2 separate regions of the Mus musculus genome follow, and region 2 is linked to region 1. A link is a loop called in an ENCODE intact Hi-C map of the cell type or tissue named here. Cell type or tissue: heart. All regions are shown on one strand. Each heading gives the region's core, and the rest is flanking DNA. Links, peaks and the distances in the headings are about the cores only. Region 1 holds the start of Tmem51 (transmembrane protein 51). Region 2 overlaps Kazn (kazrin, periplakin interacting protein).

Region 1 (8,326 bases), core at 302-8,301:
TAGATCATTTTCTTTCCACTGACACATAATCAGAAAAGGGTCTAATCACTGACCAGTGGCAATAGATGGTTCTTTTTTCTTTTTCTTTTTCTTAGTGAGGTTTTGGGGGTTGGGTTTTTTTTTTTTTTTTTTTAGTTTTTGATTTTTGGTGTGTGTACCACACAAAGTTATCCTCAAAAAGGGTGACCCTGATCTTCTGATCCCCCTGCCTCAGTTCCCAAAGGCACTGGGGTTACCTGCGTGCATCACCAAGCCCCGCTAGACACTCATTTTCAAGCATCACGTGTCCAGAGTTCAAGAATGGTCCATCAGACAAGCCCGCTCTAAAGAGTCCTGTGTTCCCGAGTGGGCAGTTCAGGTCTCAGCAACTGCAGTTCAGATGTCATGGGGGCTCACACAGAGCATCGCATCCTGCTGCTGCCTCTGATACTCATATTGATCCTGCAAAGGAGAGTATTCTTAGCATCACTATTTTTATTCTGTCTTCTTCTCGATGTGCTGAGGATGGGACCCGGGGCCACACGTAGGCTACGCATTTCATTATTGTAATCGTCAATACGAGACAGGGTATTACACGTAGCCCAGGCTGGCCTCAAATTTAGCTGTATACACAAGGATGACTTGCAGTTCTGATCCTCCTGCCTCCACCTCCTTAGTGCTAGGATTTCAAGAGTGTGCCACCCCACTGAGGCTTATGCCCTGCTGGGAAGAAACGCAGGTAGGGCAAACACTCTACCACTGAGCTACATCTTCAGACCCTATTTTAAGACTTATTTAACTTAATTAGTTTGTTGTTTTTGGAGAGAGTTTCATTAAGTTACTCAAGCTAGGTCTGGAGATGCAGTGTAATGGAAAAGTACTCAGTTCCCATACATGAGGCCCACGTTTCGACACTCACTGATAACAAAAGAAGGTTGCCAAGGTGACCTCAAATGTGCCATCCTCCTGCCTCAGCATCTGAAGTATCTGGGGCCATAGGCATCTGCCTCCTGTGTACCTAGCCAGCATCACTGTTTTTACATTTAAAGAAAGAAACTGAGGCCCAGAGAGAATAAGACATTTTCCCAAGGTCACACAGTTCAAAATGGCAGAGAAGCCAAAAAAAAAAAAAAAACAATAAAGACAGATCTGATGAAATCTTATCCTCTTTCTAAATCCGTGAATCAAGCTATATCCTGGTGTCTCTTGAGAGAAGAGCTTTCCAGTGGACTGTCAGCAGAAGGGCTGGTGAAATCAGCATTGGCCTATACAGCTGAGAGGCTAGATGTATCCATTCCCCGTGGCTACTGTAACAAATTGCCAGGAACTGCTGCAGGGCTTAGAGAAACAAGGTTACAGTTTTGGAGGTCAGGTAGCAGCTTCTCCCAGGCTAAAATCAGTAACAAGTGTGAGGACCCTTAGCAGGTGGGAAGTCCCTTCTGGGCTTTCTACCACATAATCTATTCCTATCATTTCCAGCTTTTCTAGGCCGCTAACATCCCTTGGCTGTCACAGGATCCCTTTCAGAAGCTTTCTCTGACCCCTTCTTCCCCTGCAACATCTCAGATACGACCGACCCTCCTACCTTCCTCTGACAAAAGCCCCTGTGACCTCTTTGGGTGACCCTGATCTCCAGATTCACAGCTTGATCATACCTGCAGTCTACCACCTAAGGTCCTGGGTTCCGGAGACTTGAGATGTGAACAGCTTTGGGCGCCCATTATCCTGCCAGCTCTTGGAAATTCTAGGTGTGGGTATTCTGAGCCAGGGCTGCAGAGACAGCCCCAGTGCTGGCAGATCCAAGAATAGAATCTTCTCATTTTTGAGGCCTCCCCTGAAAAGTCAGAAAGATCTTCCTCTTAGTGCTCTGTGAAGGTTGGATGTTTGCAGCACAGGATTCAATAGACAGCATCCATTATCCAACCCCAACCCCGATGTCCTGTGATAATAGATGCTCTGGCTAGGGTTCCTACTGCTGCAATGAAACACCATGACTGTGTGTGTGTGTGTGTGTGTGTGTGTGTGTGTGTGTGTGTGTGTATTTGGCTTAGGCTTCTACATTACTGTTCATCATTGAAGGAAATCAGGCAGGAACTCAAGCAGGGCAGGAACCTGGAGGCAGGAGCTGATGCGGAGGCCATGGAGGGATGCTGCTTACTGGCTTGTTCCTCATGATTGTTCTGACTGGTTTCTACAGCACTCAGGACCCAGAGGTCCCCACAATGGACTGCACACACACACACACACACACACACACACACACACACACACACACACACACCCTACTAATCACTAATTAAGAAAATGCCCCACAGACTTGCCCACAGCCTGATCTTATGGAGGCATTTTCTCAGTTGAGAATCCCTCAACAAATATAACTATAACTTGTGTCAAGCTCACATAAAACTAGACAGCACAATAGGTAATAGAAGTCACTGTTTGAGATTCGCATCTTTGGATCGTTTCCCCTAAGGACACATGCCTCCGGTCCTGGTGAGGTAGCAGCGTGGTGGGATAAGGAGGCAGGCAGCTCCTGGGTGGGAAGAGGTAAGAAAAAAGAAACACATTAAGGCAGAAGGTTGGACAGTGTGCGATGCGACTCTTTTAGTTTTCCTCTCAGCTCAGCTTTGGCTGTTAAGTCCTTGGTCTCTCCCCGCTTGGAAGAGACAGACCTGCCCAGCTAGATTAGATGCGGTGTAGGGGCAGGTCTAGAGCTGAATCCCGGCATGGAAAAGTACCAGTATTCCTTGCTTCCACCTCTGGGACTCTCTGAATGACCTGCCTCGAGTCTGTCAGGGTGAAATGCAAACTATAGGCCCGGGCTGTGCCGGGTGGAGAGGTTGAGGGAGAATGTTCAGGAGGCGAGGCGGGGCGGGGCGGGGGTGGGGTCACCCAGGCCGGGTTCAGAGTAAGGACGTGAAATGTTAGCAGTTACTCTTGCGCTCCGAACCTGTTTCCAAAAATGCCCTTTTCACTTCCCAAATCACAAGCCATTTCCCAATTAATCCCTTTCTATCAGTGCAAATAAGAAGTAGCAGTGTATAGAGTGTGATTGGACTCCGGAAGTATACAGCTCGGGAAGTATGTACCCAGGAATTCCAAGTGAACTTGGCTGCAGCCAAGCTGTGCGGTTTATCCAGAAAGCGGACTTTCAATCTCTCTCTCTCTCTCTCTCTCTCTCTCTCTCTCTCTCTCTCTCTCTCACACACACACACACACACACACACACACACACACACCAGTAGGAGGCGCCTTTTAACCCCAGCCGAATCCTCTGACACCCGGCTGCCCAGGGACTTCTCAAGCCTTGAACTTCAAAGAGCTGGCTGCGCACCCACGAAGCCACCCAGGTCGAGATTCAGAGCTGGCAGGGCACATAGATCTGTGCCTGGAGTCGTGGGGTTCCCAGGCAAACTTCCAGCCAGGTGAGGCGCCACTCAGTTCAGATCACCCTCCCCGGCTCCAGGCGGAGGGAGAAGCCAGCCTGTGATTCGCTGGAAAGTTTTCTGCCAAGCTGGGAACGCGCCCCTTACGGGAACACTCCCGAGCTAGACTAGGGCTCGAAGTGGCGATCCGGAGGGCGTCCGGGACACCAGAGAGTGGGAAGCTGACCGAAAGCGTGAGCTGAGAGGCTGGGAAAACTTCCCTTCCTTCCTCCTTCCCTCCTCCGCCCATCATTGGGCTTGGCTGCCTGGAGCCGCAGGAGCGGCGGCCTGCGCGCACAAGAAGGTGAGTTTACAGCCAGGTGAGGTCGCCGAACAGGGACTCCCAGCTCCCATTATCCCTCAAGTGCCCCAGTAGACAGCCATTCCCCAGCCTCAGAGTAGGAGGTCCGGGACCCTGCACTGCGTTGCAGGGCCAGGCCCTCCAGCCTGCTCCGCCCCAGGGTCCGGGTCCCCGCCTGGTGGCGTAGGGCGCAGGGTGGGCAGGTGGGCGGTGCCTCCTGCGGGCGCCCTCGGTCCCTCCCTCCTGCTCTCGCTGCTTTGGGCCGCGCTGGCTGATCGCCACAGAGGTCCCCGGGCTGCGCGCCCTCTCCACGCTGTGCTCCCCGGCTCCGGCTCCGCGGCCCGCGATTGCCTGGGGTGGGGGTGTCGCGAAACCCCCAGCCCCGGGCCTGCGGACAGAGACCAAGCGTGGCCCTTTGCCTTCGGGGTGAGTCTGCGTCCTCGCGCCGAAAAGAGCACGGTAGGGCCCGGGTTGGGTATCCGTGCGTCCGGGAGCATCATGTCGGACATGTTCCTCAGGGGACTCCACTCCGCCCCCCCCCCCCCCCCGCACCCTCTGTAGCCGCACCCGGCTGATGTGGAGTTCTCCCGCCTCCCCGCGTCGCTCTGGCTTTGGCCTCGAGGGCCCCCTGTTGGCGGGGACAGGTTCCATCCGCTTGTGCCTGGACAGAGCACCTGGGCACTTTTGAGAGGAAAGAACTTGGATAGGGCACTGAGCCGGCCGTGGGAGCCTCTGTCCTAGTAATGTAGGGGTGGACATTGTGTATTCTTACTTCCTTCTGACTGTTACCGGATTAAGAAGCAATCGAGGGGTGGAGAGCCAGCGGTCCTCCAGGGTCCTTAGTTTCTTCGCCTGTAAAATAGGAGTGACTATAGGAGCCCGAGGAGCCCTAGGCTGAGGCTAAGTATTCGCAGACCAATGACTGTAAATTAAGTTACAGGGTGCAGGGGAGAACAAAATACCGACGACATAGTAAGTTTGCTTGTAATTGATATGAATGTTGTGGGTGCATTTGAGGAGGGAACGCCAAGTTTGATTTGGCCACTTTGAGAATTTTTTTCTCACGCACAAGGTAGGAGCAGGAGACCTGTCAGTGGGGGACCCTGCAAGGTGGTGGGTTTCTCCTCTGATGATATATGTGACCCTGAGCCAGGTCCTTGGCCAATATGGAAACTTAGAGATGAAGTCAGGAGTGGAGTGAAGGGGCAGGACCTAGGCGAGTTAAGCAGGCTTGGGGGGGGGGGGTAGGGATCCCCACCTGTCCACTTCAGGGCTTCCTCTAGTTCCTCTAGCTTTTGTTTTGAAAGCAAACTTGAAGGTTGGCTTCTTAAGAGAAGGGTCAAGAGCTTTCCCACTGAGACCTGTCATTCAAAGGTCCTTGGGGGGAGTTACTCCTTTCCAAATATCTCCCTCAGAACCAGATCAAAGGTTCCCCCAACCCAGACAGAAAGAAAAGGGTGAGCAGAGAAAAAGAGACTGGTGGCCATTCTGTTGGTCATTGGGCATCACCCAAAGCCAGCCCTGTCTAATTGGGAAATCAAGGAAGTCAGCGGTAGATATGACAAGGGCTGTGTGATGATGGTGAGCCAAGTCACCTCACCCCCTCTGAGCCTGTCTCCTCCTCCAAGTCTGGAGTGCCGACCTCCTGGACTGCAATAAGGCTTTGGTGGCACACACTCTGTAATTACTGTATTAGGGGGGCTTAGAGAGAGACGAAAGTGGGTACTGGTGTAGTCATCAGGACGTTGGTATCCCTGGAGGACAGGAGAGAAAGATGTCAGAGCAGACGAGATGACAGGAACAATAATATGGAGGTCTATAGGTGTGCGGATGTGCTGGCTGGGGTACCATTTGAGTAGTGTGCATGGGTTTGTGAGCAGGTTGAGGGGAAAGTTAAAGGTCTGGGGGTTTACGATGAGATGGACTGGATAGGCAGTAGGGTGAGGGAGCTGCGGGGACGGGGGTGGAATGGGACCATCCCACAGAGGTGAGCAGAGGTAGACCAAGCATTTTGTGTAAACCAGGAGCTGCCGACAGTGGACATTGTAGACACACATCCTATTCTAGGTTTTAGGGCAGGGAGTCGTCTGACCTTACCATTCAGATAATTCTGGTGTGAGGGTTGGGGCAGTGGTCTCAGGAGTAGAGTACTTGCTTGTGATGCAAGGCCCTGGGTTCCATCCCTGGCACTGTACAAGTCACAACAACAGCAATGAGACAGTCTTAAACTTTTATTCAAAAAGACAGCCAGGAGCAGGAAATCTGGCTCTGGACAGTAGAGACACTGAGGGGCACTGTGTAGGAGACCATACAGGAGGCAAGGATCAACTTGTGACCTTCACATGTGACTGATGATCGAGGGCATGATCCCTGGACTCTGTAGGAGGCCCAAATGGCTGCTCTCTTTCCTACCAGAGAGCCCATGAGTTCCCAGGATATTGTCAGAGCCCCGGACCCTCCAGCGGTTGCTTGGGTTCCTGACGTCACAGGTTCCGGGCCTTCTCTGGCCACAGTGAGAACAGAAGAGGCCACTCCTGCTGATGTCCTCCAGGAGCAGTGTGGCCTTTCGGGTTTTTTGGGGTGGGGCCCCTGATGTACACCAGCATACTTCTGCATTTTTGCCCTTCCCTGTTCTGAGTGAGGCTGGCAGGGAACCTCTCCCGTCTCTTGTTGCAGTTGCAGATCAAAAAGAGATCCCAGGGCGGATTCTAGGGAGTCAGCGGCCCTGGGAAAGTTCCAGGAGCTTCCGTCTCTCCACGGGGCGTGAGGAATCTGCATCTGGCTGGCTGCTTCCTTTCACTTTTATGGTCAATGCCCTGGCACTCAGGGATACATCCTGCACTTAGCAGCCTCGGAAACACCCTCCGTGTGTGTGTGTGTGTGTGTGTGTGTGTGTGTGTGTGTGTGTGTGTGTGTGTGTGTGTGTGTGAAGTCTCTCATTGCCTGGAGGCAACAGGAGGATCCTGGAGTGTGGCAGGTGGAGGGGAGCGTCTAGCTGTCCGTACACCACATCCATGGGACCCGCTCATGTAACTCAGAAAGACCAGAGACCTGCAGCAGATAGGTGCGCATCTCCCTTCTGGGGTCCTTCATGCGATCCTGGGGGTGGGGCCTGGTGGTCACATGGGGGACAGCTTGGATGATTCCATAGTTTCTGGGTCTTTCTGGACGTTCCATCTACTCCTGCTTCCTCCCAGCCTGGACAGGTGGCGCAGCCTAGCATGGCCTGACAGTGTATTCTCCCCCCCACCCCCCCGCCCCCGCGCGCGCGCATCCCCTCCTCCAGCCCTTGGCGCCAGGCCTCCTCTCCTGGGAGCTCTTGTTTGGTTTTCCTTCCCTGCCACAGGCCAGGCTGCCCCGACCATTTCCAGATGGTCCAAGACAGGGGCCAGAAATCTCACAGGTGGGTCTGTGCTAAGCTGTTGCAGCCACCACACCTTGGGTTGATTCTCTCAAGCCCCAGCCCCATCTCAGAATGGCAGCTTGGCCCTGGCACTCTGCCTGCCTGCCGCCGTTCAGCTGTTCCTTCCCTCTGGCTCCTTTCTCCCCTGGCCTAGATTTACAGGCTCAGCTGCCCTCACATTTGCATGCCGGTCACTTTAGGACCTAGGATGTTGGAACCAGCAGCAGGGGGACCTTAGCTTCAGAAGTCCAATCTCCTAATCTTACCAATAGGGAAACTGAGGCCTGAGGAGAGGGAAGAGCATGCCTGAGATTAAAGCCAGGTCCAGGCCTTGGTTTTCCCAGTTCTGTCTTAGATGATTTATTGTTATATTTTATTTACTACTGGTGTGTATGTGTAGGTGCGTGCACGCCAAGGCATGTGTATAGAGGCCAGAGGAAAACCTTTGGCAGTCAGTTGTCTCTTCTTCCTTGATTTCTGGGGGGGATGGGAACTCAGGTCGTCAGCCTTGGCAGCAAACATCTTTACCTGCGGAGCCATCTCACCAGGCTGTCTTGGATGTTTCTCAGAACCCTCCTGTTTGTTTGTCTGCTGTGTGACAATCTCACGGAGCCCAAGCTGACTTTGAACTCTGTATGTAGCTGAGGGTGGCTTCTGGTCCTCCTGCCTCACCTCCTGAGTATAAGGGCTATCGATATCCAACACCACACCCAGCTTATGTGGGGCTGGAGCTGGGGCCCCTTGCTCGGGTTTACCATTGTCAGATCCTGTCTGCTCATTGTCATCTGGAAGGGGGCTGCTGGTGACATGTCTGACACTCCCCTCATCCACTGAGCCATACAGGTGTCTCTGCATCTGCAGACTAAGGAAACCGCTGCTGCTCCAGATGTCAAACACACACATGCCTTGTAAGGACAGGAAGGGACTGTGTCATAGACCCAGCAACACTGGCTGTAAAGCTGGCTGAACTTACTCTGCAGTGCTACGTCTGGTTTTGCATCCTGAAGGGACAAGTTTTCCCCTACACGCTCCGACATGCTAGACTCATGACCTTCTAAATGGTGGCGATCAGCAATTCAGGAGTCTGCCTTTTAGGGTCAGTTCAGTCAGGACACTTCCTTGACTCTAACACAATTCAAGGTGCATGGGGCTTCGTGGTCCACGTTTCCGTGTGTGTCGAGGAGACATCTGATCCTCATGAGGTCTTTAGAAAGAGGA
Region 2 (8,326 bases), core at 70-8,069, 61 kb before region 1:
TCTGGTCCGCCTCGGCTGCAGGAAACGGAGGTGCTGTTGAAGGTGGGCAGTTTGTAATAGTTGAGGCATGATTGATAAGTGACTTCCAACTACAGCCTGAGGCTGCAAGTTCCCCATCCTTGGTGGGTCTGACACTAAATTAGGGTTAGCCCAGGCTACAGAATCCACCATCGTCTGAGCCCTTCTTCCTCTACTGTCCTTGCCGCTTGCTCCTGCAGCCACATCAGAACTTTTTATTAAACATGGCTTCTCAGAGAAACTTCCAGGTTCTCTTCTTGGCTGTCAGTCTTCACACCCCCACCACAGCCCGAACTCCTCTGTGCTTTTGTAACTAGGTATTTGCACGCACGGGGTCACCCACCTCCACCCTGTGCTGTCCATGGGAGGGTGTCTGCCACATGGCTCCTCTTCCCTTTCTACCGCACACACCACAGTAGGTGCGTGTCTCACCCGGATCCTCTGCGGAGAGGCTGTCACCAGCAGTGTTCTAGTCTACTTATGTTGCCAATGCCATGACAGAAGCAACCCTGGCATCTCGCAGTTTCATGAAGGGAAATCGGAGCAGGACCCTGGAGGCAGGGACCAGAAACAGAGATGGAGGAATCCTGCTCCCTGGCTTCCTTTGCTCTCCACAGTTGCCTCAGCTTGCTTACCTATACTGCCTGCATCCTGCCCAGGGTGGCACAACCCACATTGAGCTGGGACCTTGCACGTCAGTCCTCAATCAAGGAAATGCGCCCAACACTTCCCTACATGCTAATCTGATGGAGGCAATTTCTTGGTTAAGGGTTTCTCATCCCAGATGACTCCAGCTTGTGTCAAGTTGGCATCAAAATACCAACCAGCACAGGCACCTCCCAGGTTCAGATAATAGATAATGAGCCAATGGCTCAGCAAGGGTGAGGAGCTTGCCCAGCGCCACACAGCCTGTAAAGGAACCCATCTAGGTCGGAAGTAATTCAGAGCCACCAACCAGCTACTTCCCCACTGGGCTACGTGGTCATTGGTGGCAGGAATGCTCATATGGAATGGGTGCAGAGGTAACAGTGCTCCCTCTGTGCAATGCTGTCTGGCGCTGGAACATAGGAGAGATTTGCAGCAGGACCCAGTAGACTTCTGGGCTATGGCTTCTGGGATGGGCCTTTCACTCCAGCACTGTGTATAAAGTACCTACAGAGTGTAAGACACTGAAAGCCCAGAAGCAAACAAATGTATATAAGGACCCCCATGGTGCACTCAGTGCTGGGCAGACAATGCATGTGAACATAAAGTCTGGCAATAAGAAGGTAAGAAACTGGGTGTGGCACTGTGCACTGTGAGCCCAGCCCTAAGGAAGCTAAGACTGGAAGGTCCCCCGGGTTTGCCGGCCAGCATGTCTACCTGAATCAGTGAGTTGCTGTCTCAAACAAACAACAAGGTAGATACAGTGCTGGAGAGCCTGGTTTCCATTCTCAACACCCACATGGAGGCTCACAACCTGTGACTCCAGTTCCAGAGGATCTGATACCCTCTTCTGGCCTCCGCCGGAACTTCACACATGCGGTGCACATACACATAAATAGAAGTTCATTTTAAAAGGTGGAGAGTGATTGGAGAAAATACCTGTCGACCTTTGACCTCCACATGTGTGTAGCGGCGTCACAGCGAGCGGGAGGCTGAGCCCTGGCTGATGAGGTGTTAAAGCTTGCCTCCAGGCTTCAGGGGCCAGGAACAGGGCTGTATTTTTTACCCCTACAGTGGCCAAAAGCCTGTGGCTCTGGCTTCATTGTGAGTAATAATGGAGGCAGAGAGGCCACCCTGCGGGGACCGATGGCAGTTACCATGGGCTAGGAGAGTTGGTGGTCTTGGGGCTGGGATTCAGAGACACTGGGATGTTGGAGAAAGAAAGGAGCTGACAGTGGCCTAGGGATTTCTTGTCTGGGACTCTGCTATTCTGTTGTGGTTATGGTTGCATAGTGTCTAGAAACATTCAGATAAGACTTCATAGACCCTCACCTCCCCCAAGTGAGGAGGGCATGAGCTGGATCACAAGGAAGGGGGAAGGACTCCCCTGCAGCCACCCTTAGAACAAGCAGGGCTGTGGTGCATAAGGGAAGAGCTAGCCACTACATTCACCTTCCCTCGGACTCAGTGTTTTCATCTGTACAATGGGTGTATCAGGCAGTCATTCGTGGGTCACTTACTAACCAGCTGTCCCTGTTTTCCAGCAGTCAGGGTGAGCCCCTGCCACTCAAGACAGCCCTCCGTCATCTCTGATGCTTCTGCTGCTGAAGGTGACCGGTCATCTACACCAAGCGACATCAACTCCCCAAGACACCGGACACACTCCCTCTGCAACGTAAGGCCAGCAGCGGCAGGGCCTGGGCGCTTGGGCCCTGCCCAGAAATGGCAGGGCCATGGGGTGGGATAAAGATGTGCCAACTCTTTCCTCTCGTCCACCCAGGGAACGCCGTGGCGAAGGCATTTCCCGTTCTGTTCTTTCCTTTTGCAAGAAGCGGTGGACGTGGGGAGAGAAAGAAATGAGGCCTGTTTCCTCCTATGCCCGGGAGGGTGAGCAGGGTCTGCGCAGCCTGGAACCCCGCCCAGCACACCCCGCCCAGTGTACCCCGTCTTGGGCCCTGCCTGAGACCCTGGGCCTGACTACAGGACCACCTGTCCCTATAGAATCCCACTCTCTCCTTTCACCCTGGAATGAAGCAGATTGCTGCATTTTAATTTTGAGATTCCAGTCATTTGAGACACGTTTGGTCTCTGCAGAGAGGTCCTGTGAATTTGTCTGACTTTGTTAGACAGACCTTTTTAAATTACATACTGAACATCAGCAGCTAAGAGACATGCTCCCTCCAGGAGGGCTCTGTGTGAGTCCACTGTGTGTTTGCTATAACAAAGTGGCTGAAGCTGGAAAACCTCTAAAAGAAATGACTCCTCTTAGGCTCTACGTCATAAAGTTTCCATTACGTCTCACATCATCACCCTGGGGACTAGGCTTCCAATACAACAGACCTTTGGAGGACACTCTCAAACCATAGCCAAGCCGCCACAGGTTCCCAAGCTGGTGGCCCAAAAACATCGTGTTAGCTTCCAACAGGTCAGAGGTGGGGACCGCTTTGAAATTTTGTCCCATCAACCCAGCTGATAACCCAAAGGGCTTCCCCGCCATGTCCTAATGACAGAGGTGCCACACAGAAGTGTCTTCAGGTACATAGGAAGGCCTTTTGTTTTTCCTTCTTTCTTATTAATTAATTAATTTATTTATTTATTTATTTATTTATCTATCTATTTATTTTTGTTTTGTTTTTCGAGACAGGGTTTCTCTGTATAGCTCTGGCTGTCCTGGAACTCACTCTGTAGACCAGGCTGGCCTCAAACTCAGAAATCTGCCTGCTTCTGCCTCCCAAGTGCTGGGATTAAAGGCGTGTGCCACCACTACCTGGCTTCTTATTTATTTTTATTTTATGTGCATGAGTGTTCTGCCTTCATGTATATGTCAGTGCACCATCTGTGTACACGATGCCCACGGAGGCCAGAAGAGAGTATCAGATTCCCCAGGAACTGGATTACAGGATGGATGTGAGCCATCATCTGGGTGCTAGGGACTGAACCCAGGTCCTCTGCAGGAGTAACAAGTGCTCTTAAACCCCGAGCCATCTCACCAGCCTGGGAACACATTTTCAGAAACGCAAGTTAATATTGTCTTATTAATCAACAGAACGTATGAAAACCATTACTGGCTGACTGTGGGTCTTTGCCTAAGACACTTAGGAGAGGTGCATGCTATGTATGATAACCCATAATAAACAAGTGCATACGGTTATGGAAAACCAGCAGCTTTCCCGGGTTTGAGTGAGGGAACCCTTTCCCCCATCCACAGTAATCATGAAGAATGCTTACTATCAAAGTAGCAGCAATTACAAGGACTGGAGAAACGGCTCCGTTGTTAAAAAACGTTCGCTGTGCAAGCGTGAAGAGCTAAGTCCAGTCCCCAGAATCCACCTTAAAGGGACAGGCACAGTGGAGTTCACGTGTAATCCCAGCACTGAGGAGGTGGAAACGGGAGGGTCCTTGGGGCTCCCTGACCCACTAGCTTTGTTTAGTCAGTGAGCTCAGGCCAGTGAAAGACCCTATCTCAATACAGTGAATAGTTCCTGAGAAATGATGCTGAAGTTGGTCTCTAAGCTACACACACACACTCACCCTCATGTGCACATACACACATACATACACATACACAAATTCTCTTAGAGGCAGCCGAGCCGGCTTGGACGACCGTGGGATTTCTGGCCCAGAAGCTTCAAGCTGTCTGTGGCAGGGCTAGGAGCCCTTCTTTTCCGTAGGCTGTGAAGAAGCAATGTGTCTTCTCTTTTCCACAGCCTAGGGCATGAGGCTGACAGACCACAGAGCAGAGAAAACCCCTCCAGTGTCTCTGTCATCTGTTTTTTTTCAGTTGAAGGGACTGTAGTGGACAGGGAGTTGCCTGCCTACTCTTACTTAGCACATAGGTGGAGGAGAGTCCCAGCCTTAGGCTGACACCCTTCGACAGATGCTGTCCATCTCAGTGACCCTAAGGCACTCAGGGACAGGAATGCTGCTGACAGATCCACCCATAGTTCCTGCCACCAGAACTCCATTTGACACAGGCCAGCCTCAGCCCATCCCTGCTGCCAAAAGCAACTTGGATAGATTTAGAAAAGATGGCACTTCGCAGAAGAGCTGTCTCGGCTGCCTAAGGATGGAGTTTTGCTTGCAAACCTTGAGAGTGGACTGTAAGCTGAACTGCCCTATGTGAAATCTCTCCAAACACACTTTGTTCCCAGGTGTGTGCATAGGTAAACTAAAAAGCCAGAAAATGGCTCCAGGTGACCCTCTGTCCTTGGGGATTTGACCTGGTAGCAGTCAGATCGACACAGACTGGACTAAAGAACACCTCACACTCTGGCCACTGATTAGAGCTGAAATGAAGACTCAGTACAGGGACATTAGATGTTAAGAGACCTTGGTCCAAGTGACACTTGATTTCTTCATGGGTATTGTGCTTGTAATTCCAGAAACGACCACCAGGAGTCTCCCTAGTAATGCCTTTTTAAAAATCTTCCAGGTAGAACAGATGTGTTGTGATTCGGGGATATAAGAAAAACATTTACACACCCACGGGCTATTAAGGGTTCCTTCCCTTCCCACCTGGGACATAGTTGGTGACTCATGGAAATGGCCTACCTATCCACAGGCTATCTAGTGTTCCCTACGAAGGATTTGAAAGGGGCCCAGACTTGTGTGAATGACAGGTCCTAAGGCTCAGGACATATTGTGCACTTGCTGTGGAGCCCTGCCTAGAAAGAGCGCAGAGCCAGGAGAAATGAGATGCCCTGGGTTTGAGTCCCAACTCTACTTGCTATTAGCTCTGCAAGAGACTGTCATTGGGCTCCTACTTAGACCTAAATCCCACTAACAGTTTCTGACGGCCTCTCCACAAAATAGGAGTGAGTCGCTGTGTTGGTTTCAGGGTAAGTTAGTGACCATGCAATCTTCTGAGTCCATTATTTAATTTGTTTTTGTTTTGTTTGTTTGTTTGTTTGGTATTGTTTTGTTTTTTCCTTTTCAGTGCTGGGGAATAGAACTAGGGGCTTGCTACACGTGTCTATCACTCATTTCAACTCCCTCCCCCCTTAGAATGTTCTTTCCATTAAAGCTGATTTCTGTACTTAGAAAAACAAATACCTAGCAGAACCAACCTTCCATTTAAACACGTGGACCAATTAAGGCAGGAACTTAAGCCTCAGAGGATTAAGGGTTGAAAGGCCAGGTAGGAGAGTCCCTTGGGTCCTCTGACTTGATGAGGCCCAGGGCCCATCAGTGAGCTGTGTGGAAGGGCCAGAGGGGCATTCCAGCGGGATTCCCCACGTAGAGGCAGGGCAGCCCTGGAGGAGATGGTGGCTTTCCCCCATCCTCACAGGCCACCTGTGCCCTCGTGTGTCCTGTGTCTGCTGCTTCATCTTCTTCTCCTTTGGCTATAGGGCGACAGTCCCGGCCCAGTTCAGAAGAGCCTACACAACCCTATTGTACAGGTGGGTATAGCTTCCTTGGGTGCCTGGAGCCTCCCTCCACCCCACCTTGTCCTCTCCCAGCCTTGTTGCTCTGAACTGTCAATCATCTCAATGCCAGTTTTGGGCTGCCCAAGACAGAGAGGAATAGAACCCCTCTTTGAGTCACACACGTGTGCTGGCACCCGAGCATACACTCTGCCTGACCTGGTAGGCTCACTGTGCACACTACACATCTCTATCCTGTAAGCCCACTGTGCACACCACACACCCCGTATCCTGTTGCTGCTGCGGTGAGCATCTTCCCCTTGCACCTAGGTCTCTGGATTATCGTTAGCTTCATTCTTCAAAGACGGAACCACGGGCAGTGGGCATTTCCAGCCCCTGGCTGCTGGTAGGTCTGGCCCCATTTTTGTCAACAGTATGAGAAAGGCACACAGAGAAGGTCTTGAGGGCAGCATCTCTAGTATTAAGATGTTTCACATTTTCTGTCTGTGCGCTATCCATCTGCATAAGGTTCCCCTAGATAAGACCCCAGACATACATACACTTTATATATATATTAATGACTTATTTTTATTTGATGTGCATTGGTGTTTTGCATGCATGTTTGTCTCTGCGAAGGTATCAGATCCTCTGGAACTGTAGCTACAGATAGTTGTGAGCCACAGTGTGGGTGCTGGGAATCGAAACTGGGTCTTCCAGAAGAGCAGTCGTTGCTCTTAACCACTGAGCCATCTCTCTAGCCCCAGACTACAGACATCTTTAATGCAGATTCCTGGGCCCTTCAGAATGGGAATTCCAGCCCAGGCTGGAGTCAGGGGTTGTCCTCCAAGACATTCAAAAGTGTTCTGTGGGCTTCAAGTCTAGTTTATGCCCTACCCTTTCTGTAGATAATACCAACCACGTGTAAGCACTTGGCCGTTTGTAAAGCTTTCTGCGGGTGCTATCCCACATCTGCAGTTACAAGGTCATTATCAGGGTTTCTAGGCTAGCCCCATTCTGTACTGCCAAGTTTCTAGGCTAGCCCCATTCTGCTCTGCCATGTGCTAAGGCATCAGGTCTGCACACAGTCTCTCCACCCTGCAGTAGAGTGATTGCAAGTAGTAGTCAGGTTCCTGGGTACGTCCCTGCAGGACTTTGACTGGTCCTTTAAGTCATCAAACAGAACTTAAATGATAGTAATAGTCCGAGCAGCTAGAGCAGCCCCTGGCCACTACATGGCTGTCAAGCCAGGATCAGCCTAAGTATCTTTGCCTTATATTAGCAATGCGCTCGGGACGATCTTGGCAGGTTCTGTTACTAGCTATGAGAGGCTTTAAAACTAACCTAGGTTTGCTCAGAGGGGAAGGGACAGACTCCTGGGACTCCAGCCCCAGAGCCCAGCTTCTTACCTAAGTTCTCCATCACTCGCTGCCTTCTTGACCGTGACTTAGGAAAGTCAAGTCTTGACCGTGACTTACCCACAGCTACTCTCCTCACCAGGCTAACTTCACCTTTGTTCTTCTCCCTCCGCCTCAGTCACTAGAGGATCTTGAAGACCAAAAACGGAAAAAGAAGAAGGAGAAGATGGGATTCGGCTCCATCTCTCGAGTCTTCGCCAGAGGGAAGCAACGGAAGTCCCTCGACCCGGGCCTCTTTGATGGTACCGCCCCTGATTATTACATAGAGGAAGACGCGGACTGGTGATAACCCACCGCCCTTCGCCCATTGCCCACGGGCGTGTCTGTGTGTGGATGAGCCATGGAGCGTGCGAGAGAGTGTGTGTGCGTGGGGGTGCGGAGCTTGTGTGGGGTGTGTGTGTGCACGGATGCACTCACCCTCATGGGTGTGTGTAGCTAAGCGCCTGGAACAGGCAGAAACACAAATGTGACCCCACACCCCCTCCGCGTCGTCACCTCTGTAATCGATGTACATACCACAAACCGTGTGTGACTCTGTCAACGCTGTTGTCTCCGAGAGATACACTTGTGTTTGTTTTTTCTCGTTTGTTTTTGTTTTTGTTTTTCGATGTTTTGGGGGTTTTGTTTGTTTGTTGTCTGTTTAATGCGTTGTGTTTTTGTTTTTAATTTGCCCCTTTCTCTTCCCTCCTCCTTTTTATGAAACTTGAACACTTGAAGGACTGCTGTGTATTTGTAAATAACAAAAGTAGTGTGCACTTTGTGCTTGTAAAGTCCCTGGTCCAGCCAGCCGCTACTCTTACTGCAGCCCATGTCGCCAAGAACGTGGTCTGTTTTTCATGTTCCCCTCCTCCCGACCCTTCTTCGGTGTGAACGTGTGGGACCAGA

Evidence for each region. Hi-C counts contacts between places; a loop is a spot of excess contacts. Peaks named below come from ENCODE experiments on the same cell type or tissue, not always from the same donor. Only the 100,000 strongest peaks of a DNase experiment are listed, where the experiment ranks them.
Region 2: a loop joins it to region 1, with 8 times the contacts of the local background. A loop is called at or near these places in 1 of 42 quality-filtered maps.

The regions. Positions count from the first base shown.
Region 1 is chr4:142,079,867-142,088,192 of GRCm38, reverse strand. It overlaps Tmem51 (transmembrane protein 51), which reads left to right and starts at 3,889. Exons shown (of 3, transcript NM_145402.3): 1 at 3,889-4,131. It overlaps Tmem51os1 (Tmem51 opposite strand 1), which reads right to left and starts at 3,895. Exons shown (of 5, transcript NR_027137.1): 1 at 3,219-3,895; 2 at 2,380-2,512; 3 at 1,635-1,813; 4 at 899-1,317; 5 at 92-441. In heart, for the core only: CTCF peaks have their summits at 4,129 and 4,349 (motif pointing left); DNase peaks (open chromatin) are centred at 3,712, 4,312, 6,682 and 6,772; H3K4me3 peaks cover 3,051 bases; H3K27ac peaks cover 4,022 bases; H3K27me3 peaks cover 843 bases.
Region 2 is chr4:142,141,030-142,149,355 of GRCm38, reverse strand. It overlaps Kazn (kazrin, periplakin interacting protein), which reads left to right. Exons shown (of 18, transcript NM_144531.3): 9 at 2,211-2,338; 10 at 6,012-6,062; 11 at 7,560-7,683. Among named protein-coding and RNA genes, the nearest start is that of Gm35581, 18 kb to the right of the region's middle. In heart, for the core only: a CTCF peak has its summit at 5,050; no DNase peak of the experiment used is centred there.